Regions from separate parts of the Mus musculus genome. Here region 2 is linked to region 1. Evidence: chromatin loops called from intact Hi-C (ENCODE). Cell type or tissue: left cerebral cortex. All regions are shown on one strand.

What was found. Peaks named below come from ENCODE experiments on the same cell type or tissue, not always from the same donor. Only the 100,000 strongest peaks of a DNase experiment are listed, where the experiment ranks them.
Region 2: a loop joins it to region 1, with 10 times the contacts of the local background. A loop is called at or near these places in 17 of 42 quality-filtered maps.

What each region holds. Positions count from the first base shown.
Region 1 is chr8:85,599,037-85,607,036 of GRCm38, reverse strand. No RefSeq gene overlaps it. Among named protein-coding and RNA genes, the nearest start is that of Gm51583, 28 kb to the right of the region's middle. In left cerebral cortex, a CTCF peak has its summit at 3,649 (motif pointing left); a DNase peak (open chromatin) is centred at 3,633.
Region 2 is chr8:86,581,709-86,589,708 of GRCm38, reverse strand. No RefSeq gene overlaps it. Among named protein-coding and RNA genes, the nearest start is that of Abcc12, 19 kb to the right of the region's middle. In left cerebral cortex, CTCF peaks have their summits at 2,899 (motif pointing left), 3,851, 4,424 (motif pointing right) and 7,691 (motif pointing right); DNase peaks (open chromatin) are centred at 3,895, 4,428, 7,245, 7,684 and 2 more places; H3K4me3 peaks cover 598 bases; H3K27ac peaks cover 804 bases.

The sequences.
Region 1 (8,000 bases):
AAGCTGAGGAGAGGTAATTAACCATGTGGAAGACAGAACAGTTTGAATGGGTTGGATAAGTTATGAGCTAGTCAGGGAATGAGCCAAAGCTTATAGCCAAGGCGTTTATTAATAAATAATTAATCTCACAGTCATTATTGTTGGGAACTGAGGCTGGGGAAGGAAAATAGATTTTTTTTATTTTTACAAAATACAGTGTATGAAGTTCTCCAATTAATAAAAATGTGTATAGTGAACAGAGCCTAGATAACCCGAGCCTGTCAATCAAGATAGGAAATGATGCAACTCTACCCGCTTGCAGCCAACATCTCCCTGTCTTGAACCATCAAAGGAAGATGCAAACACTAACCCTAGCTCTTGAGAAAACCTTGCTCAGGCCTACTGTTCTCTGGCAGAATATCTACTTTAAACCTTGCTTTGCCTTTGAAGGAGACTGCTTGCTGCTTGGTTATTTCTATGGACTTCTCCAAATCTCTGAACAAAGTTCTGAGAACCTGGAATACCTGGTTCCGACGTCTACTGCAGGTAACAGCGCTGCACACAGCTTTCCACCCAAAGTCTGCCACACAAACATCCTAGGAAGATGGGGGTGGGCACAGGCAGTGGCCCTCTGCTTACACTTTGTATAGAGATTTGGGAGGCCCAGAAAGGCGTGCAACCCAATAGCTACTTTGGCCTGGCCACTTCAGCATATCCTAGAGAGAATGGAAGACTTCAGGGAGTGGCATGGAAGGGAGACTATCGTACTATCTGAAAGGAGCCTGTGAGGAGCTGTCAAATCGGTCCATGCCTGGGGTTTGGTCCTGTTGAGACAGTTCTGAGACACAAGCTACGACCCTACCCAAGGGCCATGTCCAGTCCTCAGCAGAGCAATCCTGGGATCCATCTCCCTCCCCCGCCTGCAGTGTGCCCCTTCATCCTCTGCCTCCCACATCTTCTCTTTCTCATTTTATTTTATTCTCTCCTCACTTATTCTCCCTCCCTCCCTTTATTCCTTTCTCTTCCTCTTTGATGGCTTTGTCTACGAGGCTGTGGACAAACTTTAAAAAACAAATTAAGTGTATTATGTACACACCTGTAATCCCAGTATTTAGGTATTTACACAGTGAAGGCGGGGGGGGGGGGTCTGCTTTGGGGGATAGCCTGGACAAAATGGCCTTAACTCATAGAGAGCCACCTGTTCTACCTCCTGAGTACTGGGACTAAAGGTTTGTGCCACCACAGCCTGGCTAAGATGTTTTAAAAAAAAAAAAAAAAATAACGACCACAAACATTTTAGACAGATGCTCCTCACAAGACAAGTTCTCTCGATAGATAGATAGATAGATAGATAGATAGATAGATAGATAGATAGATATGTATATTTCATGCTTACCATCTACAGGATCCCAAAACCAACATTCATGTGTCCTAGTGACTCCAGAAAAGGGTGGGAGAGTAGAGCCTTAGAGACCAGCTTTGCCTGCCATCCTCTGGAGAATGGGAAGAAGAAAGCACCTGGAATCAAGACTAAACAGGTCAGCCAGGACGAAGAACAAATCTGGCTCTTTTCCTAGCCTGTTCCTTTTAAGGGCTCTAGTAAGGGATAAAACCAGGAGAAAGCTTAGTTATGCCAGTCCTCGGGATGAGAGCTGGAGCAGGAAGCATTTCTACTCTCCCCCGCCCTAAGCAGACTTCCTTCTAGAAAATAATAATAAAAAAAAAAAAAGGTAGAAGCCAAGGGCAGAGTGGGGAAGACACACTTGCCATATCCCATGGCCGACCTCCCTCTGCCTTGAATCTGGACCAATTCTCATTCTCAGATGTTGTCTGAAACCTTCCACAGCTCTACCAAAGTTGAACTGGGAGACATTTTGGCCAGATGGACCAGGAAGGACCTCTGGGGCTAGCTGGGGACATCAGTGACTCTTAATTTTCACTATAATAAACTGCACAATCCCAAGGTATCTAAAATATCAAGCTTGTTACAGGACATTCAAAGAGTTGTATATTTTTATGTTACCCACAACCTGAAGGTCAGAAGGTCCCATAGAAGTAGTCATTGACAATTAATTACCATCTTGGAGTTGTTTTTACAGATAAAATATAAATGAATGTGAAATTTGTGTTTCACATCCACAGAAACTCCCTCTCACGCCCAAGCCTTTCTTTCTACACAAAGACCAGCAGCATGAGAGCTGAGCAGCACTGAAGATGCAGCCAATCAGTGCAGACAACCTGGTAGCTGAAGAGACTGCTCAGCCTTCCCACAAGCAGTCTCCTGGGTTCTGCCACAGTCAGAGCCCTGGCTCAGACAGCCCATCCACCTTCTCCAATGATGTGACCTTAACAAGGTCACCAGACTCCCTGAGTACCTGCCTCATGCTATGAGAATTAAGTAATAACCTGTATAGAGGACTTGACAGAGACCCCTGATACACAGAAGACACAAAATAATTAAAGCCATGCTTATTATCTCCTCAAAAGATGGATGAACTGGGCTGGTAGTTAGCTCTGTGGTAGACCACTAGCCTAGCAGCAGCCCAAGGTTTAATAACCAGACCACAAAGCCATACAAAACGCCCTTTATAGCCTTGGGGTCAGAGTGTGCTGGGCCTTCTCATCCCACTGAGGGACACCGTACCTGCTCCTGGTTTTCAGTTTGTTCATTCAGTAAACAAGACTGTTCCATTTGGGAAGAGGCAGTGCTAACCCCTCATTACGAAATCACTGTGGCGGCCTTGGTACCACTGAACCTTGCTTCCTATCTCCAAAACTGAGGAAAAAAAAATATTTCTGCCACTTTAGAAATGTAGAAGTCAAAATAGAAAACTGCCATTAAACTGCTTTGCAACTGTGGTGCCATGCCAAAGCAAGAAGGGCGGTGGCCATGATGGAATAGTGCCTCCCAGGACAGCAGAAACTGAGGGTCCACAGATGTGTGTTGAATTAGGAATGAATCACCTCATCTGAAGAAATGTTTAAAAAGCCTAGATTTCCTAGTGTGTTTGACAAGAGGAGAGGGAGAGGTCAGAGCCCTCCAGAGAATGTGTTCCTGTCTTCCCTGCTCTCTCCCTTTCTGCAGTCTTCCCACTCTTTGACTGAACCCCTAAATTTTTAAGAGGAGCATGGGTGTCAGTCATGCTGATTAAGCCCCCTATTGACAGAGGCCACTGAAGAGATGAAGTGGACTTCAGAGATGTGAAAATGGGGCTCAAATGTGATTGTGGTATCTCTCCACGGTCTCACAGGACACCGTGGAGTCTGTACTGCCTGCCCTACATCATTTTCTCATCCTGCTCTCTTGCCATCTACCAGGACTCTGACCTCTCCATCTGCCTCCCCGTCACAGTTAGAAATCAGTGTCCCAAACATGTGAGGGGAAGTGCCTCTGAGAGCTCCTGTCCTAGGACACACACTTCCTTTTCAGACACCTGTGTAACCTGTGACCTAGACACTGACCCCTCCTCCCTCCCGCTCCTCCCTACAGGACATCGGAACAGGGGGCCTAGCAGTAAATACTGGGAAACATTTCTGACCCCCAAAGGCAGAGTGTTTTGTGAAGATCCATCCAGTGAGTTTGTCTTCATCTCGATTCCAATGGACCACCCATCTCTCCAGAGCAAAGCTCCAGTGGTGGATCATTTCACAGGCCAGCCTGCCCTCTGCTGACCAGAGTTGGAAACTATGGTTAATTCGTCTGAGAAAGGGCTCATCTAAAACTGTTCACCCCTTGCAGCTGAGGGACACAACTCACCTCAGTCTTTTCTACCTTTGCTCTCCTTGGCTATAGGAGCACCCTTGTATAAAGTTCCCACCAAGAACACGATTTCTAGAACCTTCCCCCTCAGCTTCCATCAATCAGGGTGGTTGACAGTATAATGTAACCATGATTTGCTGAAGAGTGACACCCTGACTCAAATAGTATGTAAATGCAGAGTGTTTTATTCTGCAGAAGTCCAGCATGCTGGGGTCTCCCATTACCAAGATAGACAGACAACTGCGCTTCCAGGCCTGATTTAAAGCACATCAGAGGAATTCCAGGGTAGGTGAGCTTTATCTTACTCTATTTCTAGGCATTCCACAACCATTACCGGTGCGTGGGGGCTGGAGCCTGGGGTTTTTCCTATTAACTGACTTGCCTGGGCTTGCCTGGGCTTGCCCAGTTCTTGGAAACAGAGTTTTAGGCCTAGTTTCCTTAACTGCCAATTTGAAGCCTGTCGTGGAATCAGCCTATCTCTTCCCTTTCATTACCACCACCACCTTTCAGTTTGAGGCCATCCTTGAGATGTTTCTATGGACTGGTACTGTTGTTTGAGAATAAATCTGTTCCTTAACAAACCTAACTAAAGCATTGATTATGCAGGGACCACAAGTCAAAGCTAACATCAGTTGAATCTGTCTTGTAGTCTCCTTCTGACTAAGGCCATGGATTCTTTGACCACACCTGAGTGGTCAACATAGAAACAACATTCCTCATCTAAGGCTGCACAGAGTCCTCCCTGCTGGAGGAACAGCAAGTCTGGGCCTCTTCTGTTCTGTAGGACTACTGTTGCCAGGGAGGATAGGGAATCCTGCAGGGCCACGATGGACTTTTCCATCTCCTGTATATTTCCCCATCCATAGGGCCTTGCAGGGCTGAGGCCCCTACACTAGCAGCTCCAACTAGCCCTATGCCAAGAAGAGAACCTAGAAACACAGCAGAAGTAGTCACCCTTTTAACTCGATTGTTTGGAGGTGCTAGCTGGTTGAAGACATCCTCCCTAGAATAAGAGGTCACTCTGGCTACAAGCTGTATTAGAACATAAAAATCCTCAGACATATTTACAACCAGGTCATAAATGCATGGAGTAGGCCCCCGAGGTAGAAGCTCACCAAGCATTCTCCAGAGGCAGCCTGTGTCCTGCAGCAGTAGGGGTTACAGTGTGGTTGCAGAGGTGGGAATAGGCTGGGGCTACCTTGCTTCCAACACAGCGTCCCTGTCTGATAACCAACAGTCCAGGGTGAGAGTAGTTGAGAACCAGCAGTCCAGTCTTGACAGCCACTGTGAACTTGATGACAAGGTTGTTACTCCGCCCCCTAGGGTTACGTGGGGCTATTGGCTGGTGCAGCAAAGCATAAGCAGCAAGCAAACAGGGTCATGAGTGCCAGAGTCGATCAGGATCAGTCAGCGGATCGACACAGTGTAGGGTGACCTCCCATCATTCTTGTGGCTGTTCACCTGGCATTGCCCTTCACTGGGATCTCAACTGCTGGATCATCTCTCCCCTGGCAGGCTTAACGTGGGAGTGGTACATCACATCCTGATCACGTCCACCTTAACAGCCAGAGGCATGGTCAGGATCACAATGTGAGGTCCTTTCCAGCAATGTTCCAGAGTCTTGTGGTTATGTCTCTTAATCCAGACTCTTCACCTGGTTCTAATCAGTGGCAGTCAAGGGAGGAACAGACTCATAAACCTGGCAGATGGCAGGCCAGAGTTGCTTCCAGATCCTATGGAGGGCTTCCAAGGATGTTAAAAACTTATGTTGGTCATATTCAGCTAAGATATCAGACTGGAGTTTGGGCAGCAAGGAAGGGGGCCTTCCATAAAGGATCTCAAAAGAGGGGTGAGGGGACCTAAAGTGTAGGGGGTATTCCTAGCCCTATATAAGGAATAAGGTAGGAGAGACACCCAGTCACCACCAGTTTCAAGGGTTAATTTGTTCAGGGCTTCCTTCAGGATCCAATTCATCCTCTCTACTTACCCTGAACTCTGGGGTCTGTATACACAAGGTAATTTCCAAATGGTCCTCAGAACCTGTGCTAGAGATTGAGTTACCTGAAAGATAAATGATGATGGTTCACTGTCAAACACAAGCAGGTTTCTATTCCTGCACAAAGCATCATGACCAAGAAACAAGTTGGGGAGGAAAGGGTTTATTCAGCTTACACTTCCATACTGCTGTTCATCACCAAGGAAGTCAGGACTGGAACTCAAGCAGGTCAGGAAGCAGGAGCTGATGCAGAGGCCATGGAGGGATGTTCCTTACTGGCTTGCTTCCCCTGGCTTGCTCAGCCTGCTCTCTTATAGAACCCAAAACTACCAGCCAAGGGATGGCACCTCCCACAATGAGCTGGGTCCTCTCCCCTTGATCACTAGCTGAGAAAAATGCCTTAGATCTGGGTCTCATGGAGGCATTTCTTCAACTGAGGCTCCTTTCTCTGTGATAACTCCAACCTGTGTCAAGTTGGCACATAAAACCAGCCAGTACAGTAGGCAAACCATACCTGGGTATGATGTCTTCCAGAAGCGTCTTTGCCACTACAGTGACAGTCTCCTTTATAGGGTAGGCATCTACCCATCCTGAAAAGGTATCCATAAAAACTAGCAAATACTGTGTTCCTAGTTTTATTTCTGTATAATCTATTTCCCAATTAGCCTCTGGCCATTGACCCCTGATTCTGGTTCCTGGAGCAGTTCCTTGACTGAGGCCTGAGGAGTTCACAGCCTGGCAGGTGGCACAGACTGAGAATACCTGATCAACCATTGTCCTAAGTCAAATATTTTGTACCTTGCCCCTCACAGCAATTCCTTCAGTGTTTGGTTACCAAGTGTGAAGGTTGATGAATCTGATGGATGAGTTGCTTAGCAAACTCCTTAGGTAGGATGGTGCAGGCTTCAGAAGTCAGCAACCACCCATCTCTTCTATAAACTCCTTAGCATTTCGCCTGATGTCATCTGTCTTCAGCAGTATATACCGGGATTTTTGGGGGCACAGGGTAGGGGTGGGAGTGGGGGGCGCTGCAAAGCTACCAGGATGTTGGCAGGGGAAACTTGGGTGGCCTCTCTTGCTGCTTTATCAGCTGGCCTGTTCCCTCAGACTATTTCTGATGTCCCTTTCTGATGCCCGGGCCACCTTGAGAGGAAGACATAATGCCTCCAATAAAACAAGTATTCCTTCCTTATCTTTGATTTTTTTCTTCCTTCAACAGTCAATAATCCCCTCTCTTAGTATATGGACCCATGTATATGAGCAAAGGCATATCTGCTATAAATGTAGATATTAGCTATGCCCCTTTTGCCAGTTTTAAAACCTGGGTTAGCCTTTAGTTCAGCTTTCTAGACTTGAAGTTTCCACTGGCAAAGCAGTTGCCCAAATACCAGAGTCCAAGACCATAACAGCTGCCCCTGCATACCTGATTTCATTCTGGATGAAGCTGCTCCTGTGCATAAAGTAGATCCATTTCCCGTCTGGCCAGGGTATGTCAGTCAAGTCCAGCATGATGTTCTGGCTGTGCCCCAGAACTTGTAGAGCAATCATGCTGCACATCTGAGCACAGGTCAGGTAGCAAGGTGACTAGGTTTATGGCAGATGATGGGTTATATCTTATGCAAGAGGGATTCAAAAGTAGAGCCTGAAACTGCAACAGTCTGGCATTGGACAGCCACCAGCTGTGTGGATTCTTGAGGGTCCCCTCAATAGCATGGTGGGTGGTAACAACAAGTTCCTGCCCCATAGTTATTTTGTCAGCATCCCTGACTAGCTGGGCAGTGGCAGCTATGATCTGGAGGCAGGCTGGCCATCCTTGGGCCATCAGATCCAGCTTCTTAGATAATAAGCCACAGGTCTTTTCCATGGTCCCAAAATTTGGGTGAGCACCCCCTTTGCTATCCCCTTTCTCTGATCCACATACAGGTGGAAAGGTTTGTAAATGTCCCAGAGGGCCAAGGCCACTACCTCCAATGAGGCTCTTCCTAGAGTCTTAAAAGCCATGTCCATCTCCTGGGTCCATTCTATTTTGTCTTTTTTGGCCCTGGGAGGCCTCATATAACACTTTGGCTATCTCAGTGAACCCTGGTACCCAAAGTCTACAAAACCAGGCAGATCCTAGAAATTCCCGTACTTGTCCCAGGGTTGATGGGACTGGGATGCTAAAGATGGTTTACTTCCAAGGCATCTGACAGTATGTGTTGGCTGACCCACCTTGAATATGTACCCCAGATAGGTGACTTCAAGTTGACAAAGCTGGGCCTTCTT
Region 2 (8,000 bases), 980 kb before region 1:
TGAGCGCTCCCATCTTGAAGCCACCATAGACCCTGGCCATGTAAGGGCATTCTTAGCATGCTGAACATTATTAAAGGGCTTAAGTTTTTTTTTCTTCTAGAAATGGGTTATAATATATATTTTCATATTTTACAACTTTGATGTAGTTTTAGATTGTTCTATTTTTTAAAATGTTCATTGCCTGTTTATCTCATTTTCCTGTGACACCCTTCAGGCCTTCTCATCCCATAAGTGAGCATCCAGACAACTCTCAGATTGTTGTACAGAGACAAATTAAGGGAGGAAGGGTTTGTTTTAGATTGTAGCCTCAGAGGTGTCAGCCCACCACGATAGAGCAGAACAGCTCACACAGTAAACACAAAAGGAGAAGGCCAGCACTGTGCTGGTTTCCTCATCGCACCTTTTATTTTGTCTGGGTGCCCATCTATGGGATGGTGTTACCCACATTTACGTGGGTTCAGTTAACCCCCTCTGAAGAAGAACCCCTCTATTGCACAGCTGTGTTTTGATGTTCTCCTCAATAAATTTAAATCCAGGCAAGTTGACACTGGAGAATAATCAATACACATGTGAAATGCATCTAAGAAGGCCCACCTCATGAGGAGAAGGATGAGATAGATAGATAGATAGATAGATAGATAGATAGATAGATAGGTAGATAGATAGATAGATAGATAAGAGAGTGAGCGAGCGAGAGAGACAGAGAGACAGAGACAGAGAAAGGGTGCCCTAAGGCTCCACTCTATAAACATGAGGCTCCACTTTTTTTTTTTTGCTATCTACATTATCAGTGTTCTGGATTCTATGTTTATTTTTTTTAAATATTGTTTATATTTATTTAGTTTTATTTTCTGTATGTGAGTGTTTAGCTTGCCAGTATGTCTATGAAGCATATGTGTGGCTGATGTTCACTAAGTCCAGTTGAATCCCCTGGTACTGGAGTAACAGAGGGTTGTGAGCCACCATGTGGATGCTGTGAATTGAACTAAGGTACTCATTGTGAGTAGCCACTGTACTTAATTGCTAAGTGATCTCTCTAGCCCCAAGCATTCTGGGTCTTTGGAGATCCATAATAGGTTAACAAAGTGTTCTGGGGTCACAGGTTCCCGCAATGTGTATTTTAAGTGAGTATGGGGTGAAAGTATACTCACTGTGCAATGTCCCTCTGACCACATAGCCAACAGCGTGGCCATGTGTCGGTTTGGCTGTGGTTGGTTAAATACCCAGTGGCTGAGAGCCAGCAGGTCCACAGGGCCTGGGCAGAAGTTGATTTTCTTTTTTTAAGAACAAGATGTATGTCTTTGCGGCTCCTTTACACATGGAAGATACAAGCTGTTCATTCAGGTGGTCCCAGCAGGAGGTTGCCGCATCCCTGGAATATCAGCTGACACCCAGAGGTGACACACTTCATCCTCAGTGGCACCATTGATGGTTCACATGTGATTTATTCATCCATTGCTAAGAAGTGGTGGGCCTTGGTGACTGCTGACCTAGGTTGTAAGAAGGCTGCTTATAGGGCTGGAGAGATGGTTCAGGAGGTTAAGAGCACTGACTGCTCTTCCAGAGGTCCTGAGTTCAATCCCCAGGAGCCACATGGTGGCTCACAACCACCTGTAATGGGATCTGATGATCTCTTCTGGTGAGTCTGAAGAGAGCAATAGTGTACTCATATAAAACAAACAAACAAACAAACAAACGAATGGCTGCTTATAGCGTTGGATACCTCTGGAAGCAGAGCCCCAGCCCTCTTCTCCTCTGTGTGATTGACAATGGCCATTGTGTGTGAAAGGTAGGAGGATACGGACTTTCCTGGTGAGGACTCAGAAAATGGAGAATCACTGGCTTCTTGCCCAACAGGCAAACCCTCCTTGGGGTATTAATTGGGACCCCTCTGGCTGTTGGATCCCAATTAATAACTGCATGGGATCTGCAGCACAGGCCTGGAGTACCCGTAGGTCACACAGGTTATTCCTTACCACCCAGTCAGGCAAGGTTAGAAAAGAGCCAGATGTGGAGGACGGTAGGCAGTTCTCTTGGATGCTGGGCTACTCAGGCTGATCTGTCCCACCTCACTGAGGTACCCTTGAAGACTGGGCAAGGTCATGTTATACAAGAACACTCTGCAAGCTACAATGTGCCCCCCACCAAAAAAAAAAAAAAAGCAAGGCATAGTTTGGTTAAAACAATGACAACGATGATGATGACGACGATGACAACGACAACAACAACAACAAACCCAGTCCATTAAAGTGGTCAGTACTCCAGCAAGCAATGCACTGGGCTCCATATTCTTTAGTGTGTCTCCATGTGACTCATTCTCTTCTCACTAGTCAGACACTGGGACATAATTAGGAAGTAAACAGGGATGTGTTTAGAGTAGGAGCAAGCAGGAGGAGTCTAGGCAGGCCAACCAGTGAAGCAGCTGAAGTCCAGCATCTTCACCATAGCATCTGCTTCCTTGGAACTCAATGCAGGGACTGCAGTTTTTCCACTGCAGATGGCAGTGGCTGCTGATGCTGCTGCCCTGCTGTTGCTGCTGCTTCTGCTGCTGCTGTTGCTGATGCCCTGTTGTTGTTGTTGTTGCTGTTGCTGTTGCTGTTGCTGTTGCTGTTGCTGCTGCTGTTGCTGCTGCTTCTGCTGCTGCTGTAGCTGTTGCTGCCTCTGCTGCTGCTGCTGCTGCTGCTGCTAGTGCAGTTCACTGTAAAGGAAGCAAAGGTGTGGATATGGGAAGACTGGAGCATTAAAACTGGTCTGATTTTGAGTGGTGGCTCAGTTGTTAACAGCACTGGCTGCTTTTTCAGAGAACCCGGGTTTAATTTCCAGCATTCACACGGCGGCTCATGTTACTCCAGTTTTAAGTGATCTGATGCCCTCTTCTGGCCTCTGCAGGCACCGGGCATGCATGTGATAAACAGATATACATGCAGGTGAAACATTCATACACCTAAAATAAAAACAAATACATCTGAGAGAGAGAGAAAGAGAAAGGGAGGGTGGCGTTCTGCTCCCCACAGTACACTGAGAGTAAGGGACATTCCTAGAGACAAAACGTTAATTGACCCCCAACCTTCATCTTCCCTTATTCTTCCTATTTAACTGGACACTGGGATAGCTACTGTCTAAAATATGTTCTTTATAAAAGTCTTCCCAGTAGCTATGGCTCATGGAATGGAATGGGGAAGTCCAGTAAAAGTTCTGGGTTGGAGCCAGTACAGAAAGAATGTTGATCTTGTAGACACCGTCTTACCTCTGGCTTTACTTCTGGCCACTTTCCACTTTCTGGCGGCACCAAATGACCACAAGCTCCAGGACCATGGCCTACCAAGTTCAGAAATTCTCAGTCAAGGTTTCAAAGTAGGGTATTTTCTCATTGGGTTAGCTCAGTCATATGCTCATCTCTGAACCAAGCATGTTAAGCTATTAGAAGTTGGATTTGCCAGGCCCAGTCACTCCTGTGTGGGAGGACAGGATCAGCTCCAAGTCACATGGACTGAATGGAGGGGTTCCCTCTCTAGAATCGCGAGGCTTTTGCTATGAGCAGGCTATGGATGCCGGCAGGCCCCTCAAGGGTGTTGGCAGATATTGAAATAGAAAAAGAAATGATTTTCAACTTCTAGGCAGAAGATCTCTAGGGGAAAAAATGTGTCAACGCATTTTTATTTGTTTTCAAATTGTGATCACCAAGTTCCTCAAAATTCCACAAGAAAAATGAATCCAGTAAGCTAATAGTCTCGCATAGTTTTTCACAGTAGGATAGAGCTGCCTTTAAATGATACCCTGCCTGGGGGTTTTGATCTCTGGAGACACGAAGTAAGCAGTAAACAAGTCAGCAGGCAGTTCCAGAGCAGTGCCAGGAGGTGTCGACAAAGAGCTGAGCTGAGCTTCCATAGAGCTCGCTTGCCCAGCGGACTTGCTGCAGATTCCCTAGAGCGGCAGCAAACAAACATTTACTTAGATAAGAAGGATGGGGTCGGAAGAACGTTCAGTGCAGAAGGAACAGTTTTGCCTGAGGGCGATGCGATCTCAGAACCGAAGAACACGGTCTACACCGAAGGCGGGGAAATGTTCTCATCTTCTTCCGCCCGGAGGCGTCTCCAGTGACACCTGTTTCTTTTTGTGGGGTATTTTTTGACTGTAAATCCTCATTCTCTCTCTCTCAATAGCTATTTTCCCTGTTACTTTTTTTTTTTTCTTCAATCTTTTATCCCCTTTCGTTACTTTCGGAGTCCCAAAGAGCAATCGAAGGGCCCTTCTAAGTGCCATCCTATCCGGCTTCTTCCAAGTCCAGAGTTGTTAATAGAAAATATCTGTCCCTCCCAGACCTATTTTGTGGCAATGGCCTTTGTACCAGAACGCCCTCCCCAAACAGCCATCATCCTTCAGGAGGGTCCTCATGTTTTACTCAAGCTGGCCAGCAGATGGCAGGTTCTTCCTAGTAATGCAGGAAGGCTCCGTAGACTCAAAACTGCAGTGATCTACACGGAATCCGGACAGAAAAACGCAGATCCCTGAGTCAGAGGATGGGAAAGAGGCTACTGCCACCGATCCACAGGACTCCACCTACCTCCCCAGCCCCGATCTCTTCCATCAATCTCTATTTCTGGGATTATTTTCAAAGTCAGCAGCAGCTAAATCACTCAGAGCAAATTTATTAAAGCCACTCTGCAGTGGCTGGTTTCAAACTCACTATGTGGTCCAAGCTGGCCTTGAACTTGTAGCTCCAGTTCTAACCTTTCATGTGGCTGGGTATATGTATGGGCCACTATGACTAACAGACAGTTCTCAGAACAAAAGCAGTTTCCACCTATGTGATACTCTGGTGCCAACTCTTCAGACTGTCAAATTCTTACATAGGGCTGGTGGCAAGAGCCTTTACTCACAGCACTTAGGAGGCAAAGGCAGGCAGATCTCTGAGTTTGAGGCTAGCCTGGTCTACAGAGTTCTAGGTCAGCGGGGGCTTGCCAGAAACAAAACAAAACAAAACAAAACTGACGTCCTAACACATTTTATACACATCCCCTTGTCTCATCTAGATAATTTGTGTTAGAAGCAACCTTACAGATTACCAGTCTGAGAGCTGACCTGTCTGTCGTCCATGTGCCTGTGGGCTAGAACAGAAAAAAATGTCATTATTTTTACTAATGGAAATTTAGCATTTTCCCTTTATCATAATGGAGGTAATCAAATACATCATATCCACGACCTTCACGAGGATGGCGGCATCAATGGGCGTTCTCAAATCTCATTTGGTTGCCCCAGTTTTCACAAACCTCACGTGTATTGATGCTTTGGACTCTTGGTGGTCATTAGACCTCCTTCTAGATTATGTTACTTAGAGCGTCAACACAGTAGATTATGTTTCATAATATCCTGCCTTGTTTTTAACATAGCACTCTTTTAGTTTAATTGGTTATCTGTAATTCTACATATCGTGTCTTGGACATTAAAAAAAAGGTTTTGAAAATACACTGGAGAATCAAAGAGGCCCACGGCATGGGAACAGATTAATAACAACATTTATCTGATATAAATAAATAACATTTATTCTGATAGAGGGATCCTCACTCTGGCAGGAGGGGTGTCTGGCTCAGAACCCCATCACTGGCTTTGAACAGACTTGTCTGCACTTTGATCTAAGACAGAAGAAGAAAGGACCAGAGGGACAGGCAAACATCCAATATGGGGGATGTAGCTCTAAGGACCCATGTCCTGCTCCAAGCTTCTTATTCTGTGTCAGCCACCCCTTGTGTCTGTAGCTGGGGGTTGGGCTGGGTGAGGTGAGGTGAGTGTCAGTCAGGGTTCCCTTCTCCAAGGCTAAATAAATAAATAAATAAATAAAGCCAGCCCCCAACTCTGCTCCATGGAGTACATTTTCCAGGGGGCTGCTTAGCCTGCTACTGGGAATTTGCAGACACTGGTCCAGGACCTGGCCTTTTTATGGATAGCGTATCTAGCAGTTGACAAATCTTTTACTTCAGCCATCTTTGGGTTTAGTATTTTTTTAATATTTATTTATTTATTTATTTATTTATTTATTATATGTAAGTACACTGTAGCTGTCTTCAGACACTCCAGAAGAGGGCGTCAGATCTCATTACAGATGGTTGTGAGCCACCATGTGGTTGCTGGGACTTGAACTCAGGACCTTAGCAAGAGCAGTCGATGCTCTTAACCGCTGAGCCATCTCACCAGCCCTGGGTTTAGTATCTTTAGATTAGCAGTATACATTTAGAATTTTTAAAAAAAAATGCTGTGTGTTTTGCACATGGTACCTTATTTATTTATTTATTTATTTATTTATTTATTTATTTATTAGATTTATTTATTACTATACATAAGTACACTGTAGCTGTCTTCAGACACACCAGAAGAGGGCATCAGATCTCATTACAGGTGGTTGTGAGCCACCATGTGGTTGCTGGGATTTGAACTCAGGACCTTAGGAAGAGCAGTCAGTGCTCTTACCCGCTGAGCCATCTCACTAGCCCCTACATTTAGAATTTTTAAAAGAATGAGAAAATATAGCAAAGTTTCCTTCCGTCCTTCCTTCCTTCCTTCCTTCCTTCCTTCCTTCCTTCCTTCCTTCCTTCCTTCCTTCTACTCTTGCTTTCTTCTTTTTTCCCTGCCTCCCTTCCTCCCTCCTTTCCTCTTTCCCTCCCTCCCTCCCTCCCTCCCTCCCTGCTTTCCTCCCTCCCTGTCTCCATGTCTTCCTGCCTCTCAGCCTTCCTGCCTTCCTGTCTCCTACCCTCCCTCCCTCCCTCCCTCCCTCCCTCCCTCCCTCCCTCCCTCCCTCCCTCCCTCCCTCCCTCCCTCCCTCCCTCCCTCCCTGTCTCCCTGTCTCCCTGTCTCCCTGTCTCCCTGTCTCCCTGTTTCCCTTCCTCCCTGCCTCCCTCCCTCCCTCCCTTCCTCCCTGCCTCTCTCCCTCCCTCTCCTTCTTTCTTCTTTCATCTTGCTTTGTATCCCAGGTTAGCCTCAAACTAATAATCTTCCTGCCTGGTTCAGTCCTTCTTGCTGATATAGGAGTGTGCCACCATGCCAGGCTATAGCAAGGATGCCTGACTGTTCTTCTCATTCTGCAGTGCGTGCTCATCTCTCACTCTCCCAGGCGTGCTCATTTATCTGAGCCTCTGCTCCCTGATCTTGGATGCGCTCAGATACTGAGTGAGGTGGGAGCTCATCTCTTCTGCTCCTTTATTCAGAGATCCACGCCCCCTCTGTATCATTCTGCTCCAGAATCTGACCTCAAGATCCAATTGATGTAGCACCAAAATACTGTCTTAGTAGAAATCCATCTGTGCTTGGCCTCGAATGAAGATGGAGGCAAATTGGGCATCCTCCTTTGGTAAGCTTGCCATATCTGGGTCTGTTTGGAAGACTTTGAAAAGGAGTCTGGCTGGGCTTAGGAGGCATCCTGAGGCTGTTGTGAAGATCAAGAAAAGGGTTTTATAAATGTCAAGCGATATTATTAGCAGCGATTTGCATTCATAGAGAAGGGAGGGAGGCACAAGAAGCGAGGTACTCCCAGCACCTGTAAAGAGAACCTTCCCACATCCAGCATGATTCTCTTGAAGTATCCATTTTACTGCCCAGTTGTCCGGTGGCCACATTTCTGGGTCCCTTCAGGGCATGGAGGGAAACATCAGGTTTATTGCTGGCAGAGAGATGCAACCAAATTTCTGTAGGAAATGTAGAAGCAGGAAACATCCAGCAGAGGGAGGAATTGGCAGGGATAAGCAAAGCAGAGACCTGACAGGTCTTAAATAGAGTGGGCCTCTGTGGTCTCTGGGGAATATGTTCCAAGACGCCCCAGTGGAAGCCCAGGGCAGCACTGGACGCTGAGCCCTCTATTATCTGATGCTTCTACCATCACATGAAAAAAAAATTAGATGCAGGAGTTAGGCACAGTAAGAGAATAACCACAATAAATAATAAGATGGAACAATTCATACATCGTAATAAAATTGCCAGCATCACAGCTCTTGCACTTTGGGTCATGATTA